Regions from separate parts of the Homo sapiens genome. Here region 2 is linked to region 1. A link is a loop called in an ENCODE intact Hi-C map of the cell type or tissue named here. Cell type or tissue: breast epithelium. All regions are shown on one strand. Links, peaks and the distances in the headings refer to the core of each region. The heading gives the core; the rest is flanking DNA. Region 1 holds the start of ASTN1 (astrotactin 1). Region 2 overlaps BRINP2 (BMP/retinoic acid inducible neural specific 2).

The links. A loop is a pair of places that touch in the nucleus more often than their neighbours do. Peaks named below come from ENCODE experiments on the same cell type or tissue, not always from the same donor. Only the 100,000 strongest peaks of a DNase experiment are listed, where the experiment ranks them.
Region 2: a loop joins it to region 1, with 15 times the contacts of the local background. A loop is called at or near these places in 2 of 110 quality-filtered maps.

What each region holds. Positions count from the first base shown.
Region 1 is chr1:177,163,825-177,166,741 of GRCh38, reverse strand. It overlaps ASTN1 (astrotactin 1), which reads left to right and starts at 2,030. Exons shown (of 23, transcript NM_004319.3): 1 at 2,030-2,348. The coding sequence starts at 2,066. In breast epithelium, for the core only: no CTCF peak of the experiment used is centred there; no DNase peak of the experiment used is centred there; H3K4me3 peaks cover 1,229 bases; H3K27me3 peaks cover 1,537 bases.
Region 2 is chr1:177,231,747-177,234,663 of GRCh38, reverse strand. All of the region lies in intron 2 of BRINP2 (BMP/retinoic acid inducible neural specific 2), which reads right to left. Among named protein-coding and RNA genes, the nearest start is that of BRINP2, 62 kb to the right of the region's middle. In breast epithelium, for the core only: no CTCF peak of the experiment used is centred there; no DNase peak of the experiment used is centred there.

The sequences.
Region 1 (2,917 bases), core at 247-2,746:
AGTGGGCAAAGAAATCTTGTTCATGGTCTTAGCTCCATAGAAGATAGATCACTCTTTAATGGGTCTCAATTTCCTTATCTGTTAAGTGAGAGATTGGATGAATACATGATCAGGTACTTACATGCCATTTCTCACATTCTAGTATCAAGGGTGTGTTCCTGACATCCACTATAATTATTCAATGGCAAATAACCTTGCATAAGTAAGTTTAATACTAGATTTTTGTTTATGCTAGGGATAACAGAATGAAAGAGATATCATGGGGTTTTTGTCTCACTCAGTATCTCTTAGGGGAGCAATGACGATCAGGATGAGTTTTCAAAAGTCGTTAGCTGGTACATCTTTTTTACAGTAGTTTACAGTAGTTTGCAATGCTGCATGGTAAGATAACTTGGGGTTAATTCCCAGATAAGTTACATATAAAAACTCAACTAATAAAGTGTCTTTGTTCTTCTTTTCTTTGCATATGTGGTAAATGATCTTTCACTACTTAAACATTACCTTAAATATGGCTTATTTTCTCTATTCAATTAGATAAACTTTGTAAAATATATGGCAAAAGCTTTTTTGTCTTTTAAAGAACATATTTTCACATATGCCAATAAACTGACACCAGGTAGAATGAAAATGTAATTGTTTCTTAAGTAGGGGTCCTCTTTTAGAACAGTAGTGCATTAAATTTCTAGAGTGAGAACTACAAATAACACAGTCTTCACAGCACCTAGTATTGAAGTTAGCATTGACCCAATAACAATGGAGGGACACACTTTTGAAATAAGTTATTGGTTATCATGTGAGAGAAAGTTCAGTTAAATGTCAGATTTCAGAATACACAATGTCACTTTTCTACCACTGTTTATTGCATATTGTCATCATTTTTAAAAGGCAACATTGTTGAGCACTACTGGGAACAGATCTTACATGGGTTTTGGTGGTGGTGGTGGTGGTGTTATTCTTCAGAATACTTACGCAGGGTGCTGAACATCTTCCCTGTTGTACTCTTGACTGGATTGGGATTGACTTAGCTCATACCCAAGGATATTCTTTTATTACTTTTCCATCTGTTAAGAATGCTTAGGAACTTTGGTTTTTCTCACAATTTCTTTCCAGCTTTGTCCTATTTACTAGATTGTCTAAAATTAAAGTTTCAAGATTTATTTGAGCTAACCCTACTTTTTTTCTATCAGCTATAATATTCCCCAAATCATCTTTTTATTGGTTACTACAGATAAAATTTGTGATAGAAATGAAATGAAGCAGAGAGAAGTTGCGAGTAAAAGTTTCGATCTCCTGCTTAACTGTGCACCTTACTCTGTTGTGCATATCTATCCATCCATCTAAACCAGTATAACAAATATTTTCTTTAAATATTTTGCAAAGTTAGTGCTAAGTAAAAATATGCACATGTGCATTCCCAGCTCCCGTTTATCCTATGTACAAATCCAACTAGTGGGGGACGGGGCGGGGTGGAAGCAAGATTCGGACAAGCTATAATACATCCACAAAACCACTGGGGGAATTTTCATCTCCCCTCACCGCGCAGCTTTGCAGAAGCGCCCTTTAAGGTGTATGTCTGTGTGTGCCTCTCTCAAGCCTTCTGGATGATGATGCGAGAGGGAAGATTTTACATTGCAAAGATCAATGTATTAAAAATGCCGTGCAGGTAGTTCATAGCCAAGAGCCTTGCTCGTGTTGGAGGATGCAACGGAGGAGAGAGGCAGGAGCACCGGCAGCCAGCTGGGGGCTGACCTGATTCCCTAGAATCCTCAGCTCCCTTCCTCTTTCCTTTCGACGTCCTTCCTTCCCTTTTTCTCCTCTCCCCCCTCCCCCGCTTTCCCTTCTCCAGATAAGCAGCTCCGGGAAACAAAGAATCCGGGGCTCTCCAGACATCAGAGCTTAAACCCAGGACTCTGCAAGCGGCATCTCATTCCGGGGTCCAGGGCTCTCCCGGCTCTCCATCCCCTCCCTAACCTCCCCCGCCTCCCGCGCTCGCTCCCTCGCTCCCTCCCCGCTCGCTTCCTCCCCCACCATCGCAGCGCTAGGAGGAAGGCGGCCGGGGCTCAAGATGGCTTTAGCCGGGCTCTGCGCCCTGCTCGCCTGCTGCTGGGGGCCGGCGGCGGTGCTGGCCACGGCCGCCGGCGACGTGGATCCATCCAAGGAGCTGGAGTGCAAGCTCAAAAGCATCACGGTGTCGGCACTGCCCTTCCTGCGCGAGAACGACCTGAGCATCATGCACAGCCCCTCGGCCTCGGAGCCCAAGCTCCTCTTCTCGGTGCGCAACGACTTCCCGGGAGAAATGGTCGTGGTGGACGACCTGGAGAACACGGAGCTGCCCTACTTCGTGCTGGGTGAGTCCCGGGGGAGGTCGAGGCGGCCGGAGGCGCTGGACCGGCGCCCCCACCCCCCACTCCAGCTCGCTCTACACACCCACTCGCCGACGACCTCCCCTCCCCCACTCCTACCTCCCGGATCCGCCCCACTCCCGGACCATTCTCCACACCCACTTGCATACTAGCGCCTCTGTGCACCTGACTTCTCCCCAAATCCGACCTGGATGCTGAGCCTCCTCTCAGCTGCCCTGCCTCAAAGAAACAGGTTGCATGAGTCTCTCTGAAACCTCTCCCAGCCTTGACCTCCCAGCTTTGATTCAGGAGCACATCCACACAGCACTTTTTGTCTGCTACCAGTTCAACTCCCATAATCCCTTCTCCCCACTCCCTAGCCACATGCTCAGCTCTTTGCTTCACTCACTCTGGATACCCACACCCACCTACAGCACTTCCTGGGGGCTTTAGAAACAGGTATCCTGTCATCACCTTGCCAGCTATGTGCAAGCCAGATTCTAGTCTTCATTCATGGAGAGCCCTTTATCTGTCACCAGGCTACTGACACCCTCCCTTCCAAACACTCAAGTTTC
Region 2 (2,917 bases), core at 113-2,612, 68 kb before region 1:
TCCTCCCAACCACTCATCGTTCTATTTGATTTCCAACTTTCTCTCTCAATGTTAATGTATTCTTTCCGAGTTTTAAGTGTTTCATCATAGTGGCTTGGATTTTGTCCAATCCCATGATTATCTCTCTATTAAAATCTTAATACAAAAAAGAAATAAAAAAAAACAGACTGCTCATTACTTTGATTTGTAGCAAAGAGAGAATGGAACATTACCACTAGATTGTTTCAAGAAACCATATTTACATTTGCATCAGCTCAATTTAGGTGCCTGAGTAGGTGCGTGTTATGATGAAGATGCACTTACCAGTCAAAGGGAGGTGGCATGGTCTAGAGTAATGAGCAGGAGACTTCAAGTCAGGAGCCCTGAGTGCTATTTCTGGCTGTGACTGGCTACCTCTCTGACCTTGAACAAGTGCATTTCACATGCCTTAGACCCTAGTAGCCCATCATAAGGCTGCTGTGAAAAGTTGGTCTCTAAGCGTTTATTGCAGTGGGGGCTATGGAATGGAGCAAGGTATGGGGAGCCCGGAAGTCACACATGGAACTGGAAACAGGACCTCTGTTCTTCTAGCTCTTACCATGAGCCTATTAAGAGATGGATCTGAGAAGGAGGCTAATAGATCAGATCTTGTTTTGACAAGGCTCAAAGACATGCTGAGAGGTTGGTCAATGTTCAATTTACAAGATTGTCAAAAATTGGGTGAAATGCCCAAGCCCATCCTGTTATCTAGGAGGGCTTAACCAGAGTGCATATTGTCTCTGTTCTCTTCATGGTGTATCCTAAGACTATGCTTTTCATCCCTGGAACAAAGGAGCCTGCAGTCACCGGCCACTGGAGGACATGCCTAAGAAAGGCCTGCTCAGTGAGCCATCCTTAACTTTAGACACAAGGGCTTGACCTATGGCAACTTTAACATATGCTGGAAACCATCTTGCTCCCTCTGGTAGCCCACAAGGCCAGTAAGAGTGTGCCCCAGAGAAGATCCAATTATTCTTCAGTTGAGTTCCCCTCCCAGCAAAGAGCTGAATTGAAGGGTAAAGGTTAACGTGCTTTAAAAAGGAAAGCAAGAGAACAGTGTTCCCCCTTCTAATATAGGCTGTCGAATGCTAGACCCTCAGCAGACATTAAAGCAAAAAACACCTATGATTCTTATCTCATTATCCTTCCTGCATAGGCTAATTTTTAGAGAACAACCTAATAAAAATCGGCAGTATTTATTAAGCACTATCCTAAGTGCCTACATCAAATACTTCCTTTAATTTTCACCTTAATCCATTAGATAGGCACTATTACTGTCCCCACTTTACAAATAGGAAAATTGAGGAACAAGAAAACTATGTAATTTGCCCGATATTATACAGGTAGAAAGTTGCAGCTCCAGGATTAGAACCCAGGTCACCTGGCTCCAGGACCTTCACTCTTAAGCACCTATGTCTGTATGAATACAAACTTGTAATGAAGAGAAAAACAATCTCTGGAGGTCCGTGATTAGAGAGGCTGCAGCTATTCTAGAATGACTAGTCATCTCAAAGTTAGAGCATACTCCAACATCCTAATAAGAATAGGTATAATTTGTAGTTTAATGTTAGAAACTTGCTGTACAATTGTTTTGATCTGTTCAACAGGTAGAAGAGAAGGAGGGTCTCTTTCCTATGAAATCTTCAAGTGATTCTGCACCAAATATACTGACCCCCTTGAATCATAGGTTTATTATTCTCTACCACAGTGCATCCGCTTATAAATGGAAGACACATGTGGCTACTATCTGATTTCCATGCCCCAAAAGCTTCCTTAAAGGGTGAAACAAAACCTTAATTCTGTTTGAGACCCAGTATTTCCCCTTCAAAGCATTTCTGATATTCTCTGTTGTTTTTTTTTTTCCTCTTTCTACTCTTCTGGATTATAGGAGAGAAATTTGAGGATGACTGTCGATGTATGTTTTACCAGTTTTCTTTGACCTGCTTTAGTCAATCCAGCAAGGTCCTAAATTTGCCAGAGGAAATTGCCACTAGAAACAAAGTGGGAAGGGACAAAAATGAATTCCCACTGGGATAATGTAGAGCCCTACAAGTGCGCATGAGCCACCATTTTGCTTCATCACTAAAGGCAAAACTCGAGGAATGCTCCTGAAGCAGCGGTGTGTGACTATCCTCTCTCTGCCCCACCAAAAGGTCACAAATCAGAATACTACACTCCTGTCAGAATGACTGGTTACTGTTTCCTCAAGTACAGGTTCATGTGCAATAACTGACCCCAGAGAAACAGAATGGCACAGTGTAAGAGCTTGTCACATTAAATGATCAGAAAACCATTACCAACTGATAGAACAGTTGATGGTGCAGAAATGATTACAGACACTCCCCGTGGGCCAACTTGGAGCTGCCGCCCAGGTGCTAAGTGGCTACCAGGCTGTCCGGAAGAAAACTCTCCTGAGGGGATAAGGAAGCTGAGAGTTTGTTCCCTCTAGTTTCTACAGCTCCTTGAAGTGGAGAGTGGTGTTAGGACTCCCAGCCTGACTTCAATTCCAATACACTTTTTAAAAATTATTTTTGGTGATAACAGTGCTTCTGTGAGATTTGGGATAAACTAAAAAGTCTAAGGTAAATTAAATCTTATTTTACTGGACTGGAGGGATTCTCTGCTTAAGCACATTCTAGAGTGGATTTTCTGATTTTTTTGAAAGATTGAAAAAAATTCTTTAATAAAGGGAAGGTCACCCTGAATTTGCCATCTAGAAAGTGTAGGGAGGCATCTTTGAGATTCTTAGGTGTTTACTGACAGCTGAGTTAACCCTCTACTCTGTTCCTCTTCTACTCATCTGCTTTTACCTGAGCAGGTGTAAACTCAGCCCCTCCCAGCCTGAGTTGGTGCTCTCTGCTTCGGTGATGCTATGTGAATTTCTGCTGTGGCCCTTGGA